2 separate regions of the Homo sapiens genome follow, and region 2 is linked to region 1. The links are chromatin contacts, found by Hi-C or POLR2A ChIA-PET in ENCODE. All regions are on one chromosome and are shown on one strand. The core of a region is the stretch at or near the end of the contact, and the rest is flanking DNA. Distances in the headings are between cores, read along the strand shown.

Region 1 (5,426 bases), core at 1,033-3,532:
GCCTCCTGCTTTTGCTCATTTACACCATATGTGGTTATTTTAATAATATTACATTTTAGTCTAAATTATTGTCTAATATCCCACTGGGAACAGCTATCAAAATATAGCCGTGTTGTTGGGCATTTACTCATTCATTTAGCAAATACTTATTAAATTTCTTCTACGTGCCATGCTCTGTTCAAGGGGGAACGGAGAAAGGCTCAGAGGTTGAGCTAAGGGAGAAGACCAGGCAGCCCATTCAGGATATAAATGAGTTCTTGCCCATGTGGCTCCAGCTAGTGAAAGGCAGAGCTGGGATCTGAGCAAGTCGGCCTGACAGCCTCTAGCACTGCTGGTAGGAAGAAGCTGGCTTGCTCCTGCCCTGCCCGCACATCCCCATAACACACAGAGAGGAGGTTCATGGTGGGACCTGGAGTCCAGCTGCCTTTACTCGGCTCCTCGACCCTCCATGTCACCTTGGGCAAGTTGATTAATGCCATGAAACCTCTCAGTGTCTTTCTCTGTAAAATGGGCATAATAATTCCTACTTCCTGGGTGGTGAAGAGTATTAAATCAGTTAAACAGTGAAAGTGCTTAGCATAGGGCCTGCAAGTAGCTCAAAAAAGACCAACCTGCCTGGCGTGGTGGCTCATGCCTGTAATCCCAGCACTTTGGGAGGCCTAGGCAGGTGGATCACCTGAGGTCAGGAGTTCAAGACCAACATGGTGAAACCCCACCTCTACTTAAAAAAAAAAAAAAATTACAAAAATTAGTTGGGCGTGGTGGCAGGCCCCTGTAATCCCAGCTACTCTGGAGGCTAAGGAGGGATAATCGCTTGAACCCGGGAGGCTGAGGTTGCAGTGCGCTGAGATCGCGCCATTGCACTGCAGCCTGGGCGACAGAGTGAAACTCCGTCTCAAAAAATAAAACAAACAAAAAAACAACCATGGTTATTCCCACTGCGGTTGCCATCGGTTTTGCAAGGGCTAGCCCCCCTCTTCTTTCAAATCAGGAAACTAGTGCAGGCAGGGGACCTGGTTTGTCCCAGGTCACGCTGGGGGCCAGCCCTCCTTCCCTCCACACCCGCCGGAGTATGCCGGGGCAGGCCTCCTGCCACTCACCTGGTCGGCACCGAAGGAGGTGAGGTTGCTCCGGACGGAGCTGGCGGCCAGGCCGAGTAGCAGCAGGCCCGCGTAGAGGACGGGCGCGCAGTAGGGGCTGGGCGAGGAGCGCGGGCAGCCGGCCGAGGGGCAGGCAGGTCCCAGCGGCGACGCGGGCATCTCTCCGCAGAAGGAGCTGCGGCCGTCGGGGAAGGCGGTGGCGGGCAGCAGGCCCGAGGCGGCCAGGTAGAGCAGCAGGCTGAGCGCGACCGCGCGGTAGCGGCCCAGGTACACGTCGGCCAGCCAGCCGCCCACGGGCGCCAGCAGGTAGGAGGCGCCCAGGAATACCAGCGCGGCGCGCGTCGCCTGCTCGCCGGTCCAGTTGAAGTTGGTGCTGTTGAGGTACAGCACGAGGTTGGCGGTGACGCCGAAGAAGGCGGCGCGCTCCAGCATCTCCACCAGCAGCACGGCCGCGCCCGCCGCCCGCCGCCACCGTCGAGGGCCCCGCGCACCGCGAGGCAGCAGCGGCTGGCGCTCCCCGGGCACGCGGGGCTGCTCCCGGGCGCGCGGCGCGGGCATCCTGGCTCCGGGCTGGGCCCCCCGCGGCTCTTCTCTCCTCTCCTCTCCCCGCCTCAGAGCCCTGCACTCCTGCCCCCGGGCCTCGGCCCTCTCCCCCACCCAACTGGCTGGCCCTCCTTTCTCACCGCTTTGGCCCACCCTTCCCTCCTGTCCCCTCTCCCTTTCTTGCCCTACCCTTCCTGTCCCTCCGCTCACTACCCGGACTCTACCACCTCCTCCCTAATTCTCAACTCCCCTCTCCCTTCCCCCACCCCTAAGGCTTCCTCCCCGCGCCTCTCCTGCAGCTGTTTCTCCCTAACTCTCCCCTCTCCTCCCTCCACCTTGACCCTTCCTCGCACTCTTGTTCACACTGCGACCCTCCCTGCTTCACTTCGCTGCCCCTCCGCCTCCCTTTCCCCTCCCCGTTTGTCGCCCCTTCCTGTTGTCCCCTCTCCTTATGACTCCTGGCCTGCCCTGGGCGTGGGGTGGGGGCTCCCTCTGCCCCAGTCACCCTGCTGCCCCTTGCCGTCTTCTCCACCTCCTCCCTGTCCCCCTCACCCCCACTGCCTACACTCCCCTCTCAGTCCCCTGCAGCCCTCCCCCCAGGCTCAGCCTCTGTCCCTCTCTCGGCTTCTTGAGAAACTCTGGGCTCCCCTCGCTTCCCCTTTCACAGGCCCTATCCGCAGTCCCCTGCCTGCATCACATGGCGCTACTGGGTGTTTAGGAGAAGTGAAAGCCTGGGTCACAGGGCTCCTGCCCGGTCAGCTTTCTAAAAACCTCCCTCCTTCTCTACCTCTGCCTCCTACCCCAAACCCCCGCTGCTGGCCTCCTTAGAGCCAAAAAATTCCAGGAGGAATTTTTTCTTTCAGTTTCATTTCTCGCCAGGATTCCACTTTTGCTTTACCCTCTTCCAATCAAACTCCACGCCTCCACCCGAGGCGCCACGGGTAGAAAGAAGTGGAAAGGCTACCTGCATCATTTGGTCACACTCAGCCATTTCACAGATGCAGAGACAGACCCAGTGGGGCTAGGGCAGGAAGGTGGAGAAAGATTGGTTCCTGGTAACTGAACTAGGGGTGAAGCCCTGCCCCGGGCTCCTGAGTGGCAGGGAAATTCACAGCGCAATTCGGATTGCACAGAGGCTGCTGTGAGGAAGGAAGTGGGGCACTTTCAACAAGCCTGCGGGCCATAGAGGACCACAAGTGAGTCGGGATTGAGAGGGACACCGACCTCAGACTAAATCAGAGTCAGCCTCAGAACTCCTAAGCACCAGCCCCACCCTGACCTAGGAGCCCGGGGGATCTGGCCTCTGCTCTCCTCTGATCTCATCTCAGCCCCATGTTCACTCAAGTCCAGCCAGCCGGCCTCCCAGGTTCCCCTTCCATGCTAAGCTCCTCCCTGCCTCAGGGCCTTTGTCTTTGCTGACCCCTCTGCCATAACTGCTCTCCCTCCATATCCTTGCATGGCTGGCTGCTTCTCTTTATTGAGGTTTCAGCATATATGTCTCCTTTGTAGGGACCTTCCCTGATTTTCCCATCTAAGTAGTTTCCTACTGGATTCTCAGCATCCCCCATCACATTGTCTTGTTTTAATGTCTTCAGAGCACATATTACTTGTTCAGTTAGCACCAGTAGAATAGGCCCTCCATCAGATCAGAGACCTTTTCTAACTCTTCACTGTTTTATTCTCAATGGCTTCCCAGTGCTTGGCAAATAGTAGGTGCTCAATAAGTATTGCCTGAATCAATGAATGGAAAGAGTGTCCCAAGGCAAAATTTGTAAGAATAATAATATCAGGAAAGCTAAAGCTAAATAAACTGAGTCTCACAAAAGCTATAGATACCAGCAAAAAAAGCACTATAGATACCAGCAAAAAAGCGAGGGATTTTTTGTTGTTGTTGTTTGTTTGTATGTTTGTTTTGAGACGAAGTCTCACTCTGTCGCCCAGGCTGCCATGCAGTGGCACAATCTCGGCTCACTGCAACCTCCACTTCCTGAGTTCAAGCAATTCTCCTGCCTCAGCCTTCTGAGTAGCTGGGATTACAAGCGCGTGCCATCACGCCTGGCTAATTTTTGTATTTTCAGTAGAGATGGGATTTCACCATGTTGGTCAGGCTAGTCTCAAACTCCTGACCTCATGATCCACCTGCTTCGGCCTCCCAAAGTCCTGGGATTACAGTTGTGGGCCACTGTAAGTTTTTAACATGTTAGAGAAGCCAGGCCAAGAGGATGGTGAGAAAGCAAAGCCCTCCATCCCAGGTCTTCCTGCAGTCACTGCAGTCAGGACCATGTGCTCTCGTGAGGTGGGCAGAGCCTGGAGGAGAGAAGAGGAGACTTCAATGGAGCTGCACCATCCCTCGACTTGGAGGAAGCTTAGGTCATCAGCTGTGACGGTATGGTGACGAAGTTCAGATCACATCAGATCCAGCTCCTTCCTCTCTTGGCAAGATCACTAGGCTGGCAGATGAGCTCAGACTTAGCCCAGAGAGCTGAGTCTTACCCAGAGAGCTGAGAGAGTGCTGGCCTGCCATCGGTGATGTTCAGCGGGTGGTAGATGAAGGGAAAGGCTTCTAAAAGCAGTGTGGCCTGCAGAGAAAAACCCAGGAGAGGAAAGTAGCAAAGAAAAGAGGAGTGCAGCATCTTTTTTTTTTTTTTTTTTTTTTTTTTTGAGACAGAGTCACACTCTGTTGGCCAGCCTGGAGTGCAGTGGCACGATCTCGGCTCACTGCAACCTCTGCCTCCCAGGCTCAAGCAATTCTCCTGCCTCAGCCTCCTGAGTAGCTGGGATTACAGGCGTGTGCCACCACGCCCGGCTAATTTTTGTGTTTTTTAGTGGAGATGGGGTTTCACCATGTCAGCCAGGCTGGTCTCAAATGCCTGACCTCAGGTAATCCATCTGCCTTGGCCTTCAAAAGTGCTGGGATTACAGGTGTGAGCTACCGCACCCAGCCCAGCGTCTTTCTTACTGCCCAGCCTCCATCTCCAAGGTACCAGGGGGCCAGGTGCTGGGCTGGTTCACTGGGGAAAGTCCTGGGGACACATTTAGCTGGGGAGAAGGTAGGGGTGACTTGCCTCTTGCAGATAGGGGAAGTAATGTTCCAAAAGCGGACATGACTGTCACCCAGGGCACGAGTCACAACACTGATGACCAGTGGGAGGGAGCTGGAGAGCAGAATCTTAGAACTGAGGAGCCCCAGAGCTGGTGGGCCATGGCCGTGACCCACAGGTCTATGTGGTTTGGCTCTGATAGTGTTTAGTTACATGGTGTTTAGTTTTTGTTGTAGCTTCTGTTACTGTTTCTCTTTTTATTTTTTTATTTTTATTTTTTTTTGAGATGGAGTCTCACTGTGTCACCCAGGCTGGAGGCTGGAGTGCAGTGGGGTGACCTCGGCTCACTGCAACCTCCGAATCCTGGGTTCAAGAGATTCTCGTGCCTCAGCCTCCCGAGTAGCTGGGACTACAGGTGCCCGCCACCGTGCCCAGCTAATTTTTGTATTTTTAGTAGAGAAGGGGTTTCGCCATGGTGGCCAGGCTGGCCTCAAACTCCTGACCTCAAGTGATCCACCTACCTCGGCCTCCCAGAGTGCTGGGATTATAGGCATGAGCCACCGTGCCCGGCCATATTGTTTTTTAATTTTAAAACATTTTTGAAGTTTTAGTTATCTCCTTAAAAATTCAGAAGTATTGGCCGGGCACGGTGGCTCACGCCTGTAATCCCAGCACTTTCGGAGGCCGAGGTGGGTGGATCGCCTGAGGTCGGGAATTCGAGACCAGCCTGACCAACATGGAG
Region 2 (5,426 bases), core at 1,220-3,719, 180 kb before region 1:
TAAGCTGGAGGCTGCAAACTCCACCCAGAAAGGCTGTAAAGGAGGTGGTGCCCTTCTCCCTAGCAGCTTCCAAGAAGACGAGAGAAGGAAAGAGAGACAACAAGACCTCCTCCCGAGGTCCCAGGGGAGGAGAAGAGAAAAGGGGAGCAGTCAATGAGAACACAGCTGTGTGCAGGGTGGTGTGGCCACTGCCTCCTTGGCTGTGGGAGGCAGCGTGCTGGGGGCTGGGCAGCTGAGCCACAGCCCCTGCCTTTTCTCCTTCTCTTTGCCTATTCCCTCTGCTCCTGTCTCTCTGCTCTCTGCAGGTGAGGAGCAGCCTGGGCACCAACATCCTCAGCGTCATGGCGGCCTTTGCTGGGACAGCCATTCTGCTCATGGATTTTGGTGTTACCAACCGGGTGCGTTGTCAGATGGCCCTCGGGGTGGGAAAACTTGGAAAATGATGCAGCCATGTCCAGGAGGGTAGGGAGGTGAGAGTTTGCAGCGCCAGGACGTTGGCAGGGCCTGCCAGTCCCTATAGACCCCATGAATCCATGGATCCTCTGAGCCTTCCCCAAGATAGGCATCAGAAGGAGCAAGGAGGCAGCCTGCAGGGTGAAGGGGAGGGTGCAGGACTGGCGGCAGGGGGACTGGCTCCAGGCACAGCTCTGCTCCCAACTAGCCGCATGACCTTGGGCAAGTGGTTCTCACTCGGGGGACCCCCTTACTCTAGAACTCTGGGCTCACCTTTCTGTGGGTTTTGGTCCCCAGGATGTGGACAGGGGCTATCTGGCCGTGCTTACTATCTTCACTGTCCTGGAGTTCTTCACAGCGGTCATTGCCATGCACTTCGGGTGCCAAGCCATCCATGCCCAGGCCAGTGCAGTGAGTACCCCCACCCCCACCCCCACGTCCACTAAACCTGAGCTGAGCCTGTGTGGAAGGCAGTTGGCTGGGAGCGCGCTCTGCCTCCAGACCCCTCCCTCTGCACTCTGGGAAGCAATAAGAAGAGACAGCGCTAGGAAGGGTGTCCCATCCATGTCAGGGGGCCCAAAGAAGTCTTTGGGCTGGGCATGGTGACTCACACCCATAACCCCAGCACTTTGAAAAATGAGATGGGAGGATCTCTTGAGCCCTGGAGTTTGAGACAAGCCTGGGCAACATAAAAAGATCCTATCGCTACAAAAAAAAATGTATTTTTAATTAGCCATGTGTGATGGTACGTGCCTGTACTCCTAGCTAGTTGGGAGGCTGAGGCAGGAGGATCGCTTGAGCCCAGGAGGTTGAGGCTGCAGTGAGCTATGATCACACCACTGCCCTTCAGCCTGGGTGACAGAGGAAGGCTGTCTCTAAAACCAAAACAAAACCAAAGACGTCTTCGCAGGTCAGTGAAGACAGGACTGCTCTCCCCGTGGCACTGGGTGCACCAGCACCCACAGGGCCACTGCTCTGTGCAGCCCCACAGGCAGCCTTGCAGAATAGAAGGCCCAGGCTCAGGGCATGGGGGCAGTGCTGCACCCAGAGGAGTGAGACTTTTTGGAGTTCCCAGGCCACATGGGAGACAGGGGCATCAGGGAGGGCAGCATGATAGAGATGGAAATTAAGCTTTGATTTCCAAAAAAAATGGAGGACAGTGATGACAGAAAGGGGCTGGAGGGAGTGTTCAAGGCAGGGGAACCAGTTGGAGCAAAGGCTGCCTCGGGCAGGCAAATGCAGGCCACAGGGTGGGGTGCCCTTGGCAGGTGCACGATGGGATGCATTGAGGGTGAGGGGATTGAAGGTCTGAGCAGGGGAGTGAGCTGGTTGAGGGAAATCAGTCAAGAGGATTTGTCCAGTGCCGGAAGGTGGAGAGGGTGGACAAGCGGGGCTCGAGGCCAGGAAGCTGCAAGGAGGCTGGTGCCACGGTGCAGGCAAGAGAGAGCGAAGTCCTGAACCAGGCCAGGGCAGTCGGGAGAGAAAGAACAGCAGAGCCGGACGTGGTGGCTCATGCCTGTAACCCCGGCACTTTGGGAGGCCGAGGCGGGCAGATCATCTGAGGTCAGGAGTTCAAGACCAGCCTGGCCAACATGATGAAACCCCGTCTCTACTAAAAATACAAAAAATTACCTGGGCATGGTGGCAGGCGCCTATAATCCCAGCTACTCGGGAGGCTGAGGCAGGAGAATAGCTTGAACCCAAGAGGCGGAGGTTGCAGTGAGCCGAGATCACGCCATTGCACTCCAGCCTGGGCAACAAGAGCAAAACTCTGTCTCAAAAAAAAAAAGAAAAGAAAAAAAAGAACAGCAGAACGTTAGCGCCTGGAGAAATGGGACTTTTGTCTGTTTTGTTCACTGCTGTACTCCCAATGCCTGGATCATAGCTGGCCCCAGTAAATGTTGTTTGAAATATTGGTTGCACGGAGAGCCCTGAGCATGCGATTCAGACTTGCGGAATTCAGTACCAGGGCGCTGTTCTCAGATTACCCACAAGGGGGCACTATTGAACCACTACCCTGAAGCTCCAGCGTCCTCCAGGACGCTCAGTGCTGTTTTCTTTGCAGCCTGTGATCTTCCTGCCAAACGCCTTCAGCGCAGACTTCAACATCCCCAGCCCGGCAGCCTCTGCGCCCCCTGCCTATGACAATGTGGCATATGCCCAAGGAGTCGTCTGAGTAGCAGATGTGGCACCTGCGGGTGGAGTCCAGCCTTTTCCCTCTGGGCCCAGCCTCTCCCCACCCCCACCTTGTTCATCAGGGGCCAGCCCCATCCCAGCTGCCCTCCCTCACCACATCTACACATACTCCGGCATCTGAGTGAAGTGTCCCCAGGGACATCTCTCCCACACTTTCCCCAGTGCTTTCTTTCTAAAAGACACCGGGCTGACGTCAGGGGTGTGTGTCCTTCAGCTCCCTGAGCCCTGTCACCCTTCCAGGACACCCACCTTGTGCATCTAAGCATTTCTCTGCTCATTGGGGAAATCCTGGCCTCATTGGAGACTCAGGTTCGAGGCCTGCCCTGACCCTCGGGCCTCGGGAAGGTCAGAGAGCCCGGAATCCTCCAGAATGGAAGAGTCTGACTCTGGCATTCCACAGAGGTGCCGATACCAGGCCAAGGCCTCACAGCAGGGTAGTGGCCTGGCCGCAGGTCTCCTGGCCCCAAGATCAGCTCTGTCCTTTGTCATCTGTTGCCACATCCATGGAACTCAGGTTTCCTATTTGGAAACTAGAGTGTTGAACCAGATAAGGTTCATCAGGCCCTTCCAGCTCCCCAGGCTCCCTGAAGTCCTGGGTCTAGGCCAGGCATTGTCCCCCTGCTTCCTGGAAACCCTCATTTTCCTTGTCTGTAATATGAAGTCAGCATTGGCCCCGCCCCCCACCCCCTACCATCTCCCAATGGAGGGGAGGTTGCAGGGGAGAGCTGCCGCCAGCCCACTCCTGAGGCACCACCACAGTCAGCATCGACAGGGGCACAGCAGTGGCAGTTTGGGACCTCCCTGTGCCTCTCAGCACTCCCTTCCCCACCCCCATAGCCCAAGGACAAGGCTACCACAGAAGGTTACCACAGGACCTGGGCTTCGTCTCCAGGGGACAAGGAGACACTGTCAGCCTGGTGTTCACCAGGCCTGGTAGATGAGATGGCTTGTCTCATCCACACCACAGAAGGAAATAAACCATGTGGCTTAAATTTTGAGCTGGTCTTGTTGCAATGACTTTTTCTTTTTAACCTCAGGGGCTTCCAAGGGTCATCCCATGTTTATCAGAGGACCTGGGTAACTATCCCACTGTCACAAAAGGGCACCTCTGGGTGCCTCGCTCTGTGTGGTGTAATCCTTACACTTACTCTGTCCCCATCTCGGTTCAAACAAACATGCCTTCATATCCCCACTCCACAACTAAGGACACTGAAGCTTAAAGGTGTTAAATTATATGCCCAAGGCCACCGAGCTAGTTAGGAGCAAAACTGGGATCCAAACCTAGTTCCATGTGACGTCAGAGTCCGTGTTCTCACCACTTGGTCTCCCCTTAGTACAAACCTAAGTGCTTCCCACCAACCCCTTTTCCTCCTTCCTTCTGTTTCTTCATCCCCAAAACTAAGGCAGGGCTGCATTCCTCAACACACTCACTTCTTCTTCACCCAACAAACTCCCCCTCCTCCTTTAAGGCCCTATTTAAACGTTGCCCCTTCTGTGAAGTCTTCCCAAAGGAAGGGTGGTCCACGTGGTAGCTAAGTGCCGTGACCACAACACTGGAATGAGGGTGGGGCAAGGGAGGTGCCATTCAAGGGGACATTCACTCTCAGGATCATGCCAGTGCAGAGTTGGTGTAAGGGGTACAACAAGCTTTGGCTTTTACAATCAAGAAAGGAGACTCGAGGATTTAGAGCTTTCAGTTTAAGATCATTAAGTATAGAGTTGGAGGAAATGTACTTGAAGATTTAGGACCAGTTTTCTTGCCATATAAAGGAGACTAGAGACATTTCAGAACTGAGGGGAGGAGTTGGGGGAGAGAGAGGGAGAAAAAGAGAGAGGTTAGCCCCAAGCTGGGATTGCTTCCCTCTCTCCTCTGCTGACCAAATCCCTCAGGAAGTGTGTAGGCCAAAAACCACAGGTCCATTAAGAGGAATTAGAGACTACAAGGTCACTAGAGATGTCCCATATTCAGACAGCATGGAGCCACAACATAAAGATGGCTGGGGACTGTGCCTGGTGACACAATAGTCCTGCATTCCCATGTAGTGTATCAGTCCAAGCGTGAGAAAGCTCTCTGTGTTTCCTGAGCTGGCCAGTGGCCAGATGTGCAATGTGGATTACGTGAGACTATAACTTTATAACAAATATGAGCAGCAAATAAGAGTGGGGACAGTGGCCACCACTGAGAGAACAGCAAGGACAAACTATACCTCAGCAGAGGCTAGCAAGGACAGATGAGGGCTAAGGGCTTATGGACTGGAAGTCATTGGAAGTGACTGAGTTATCCTCAATTGGCAAAATTAAGTTTTCTACCACTACTGAGAGTAAATGGGAGGTAGAGATATAATTTCTGTGAAAAAGAACGCTGAGAACTACAAAATGTTACTAAGAGAAATTAACAAAGATCTAAGTCAATGAAATGATATCCTATGTTCATGAACTGAGAAGCTCAAGTTTGTTAAAATGGCATTGATTTTCAAAATTTATCTATAAATTCAATATGATTCCATTCAAAATTTTAGCAGTTTATTTTGGGGAAATTGACAAGTCAATTCTAAAATTCATATGGAAATTCAAAGGATCTTTAAAAATACAAGAAAACTTAAAGACAAAGTTGGAGGATTTAAACAACCTGATTTCAAGATTTACTACTTAGCAATAATTTAGACAGCATAGTTTTAGCCCAAAAATAGACAAAAAGACCAATGGAATAAAATAGAGAGCTCAGAAACAGACCCTCACATACAGTCCTTTGATCTATGGCAAAGACACCCATAATT

What was found. A loop is a pair of places that touch in the nucleus more often than their neighbours do. ChIA-PET counts read pairs that join two places held with the same protein, here RNA polymerase II (POLR2A). Pooled maps may share reads with other maps.
Region 2: a pooled map shows a loop between it and region 1 (4-fold over the local background). The contact joins the enhancer-like site here to the promoter of SLC15A3 in region 1. A Hi-C loop is called at or near these places in 8 of 37 single-sample maps with no recorded cell type and 7 of 50 pooled maps. POLR2A ChIA-PET finds 5 or more read pairs at or near these places in 2 of 52 experiments (BJ and GM12878).

Annotation. Positions count from the first base shown.
Region 1 is chr11:60,949,894-60,955,319 of GRCh38, forward strand. SLC15A3 (solute carrier family 15 member 3) reads right to left here and starts at 2,283. Exons shown (of 8, transcript NM_016582.3): 1 at 1,101-2,283. The coding sequence starts at 1,658. RefSeq lists silencers at 1,566-1,725, 2,046-2,275 and an enhancer at 2,456-2,595.
Region 2 is chr11:60,773,087-60,778,512 of GRCh38, forward strand. It overlaps MS4A15 (membrane spanning 4-domains A15), which reads left to right. Exons shown (of 7, transcript NM_001098835.2): 5 at 306-398; 6 at 751-864; 7 at 2,519-3,647. The coding sequence ends at 2,629. Among named protein-coding and RNA genes, the nearest start is that of MS4A10, 9.5 kb to the right of the region's middle. RefSeq lists enhancers at 1,354-1,985, 1,986-2,615, 2,616-3,245 and a silencer at 2,352-2,471. Within about 2 kb of position 2,470, at least 2 of the 41 ENCODE cell types and tissues checked have a DNase peak (open chromatin) inside an H3K27ac peak, as active enhancers do.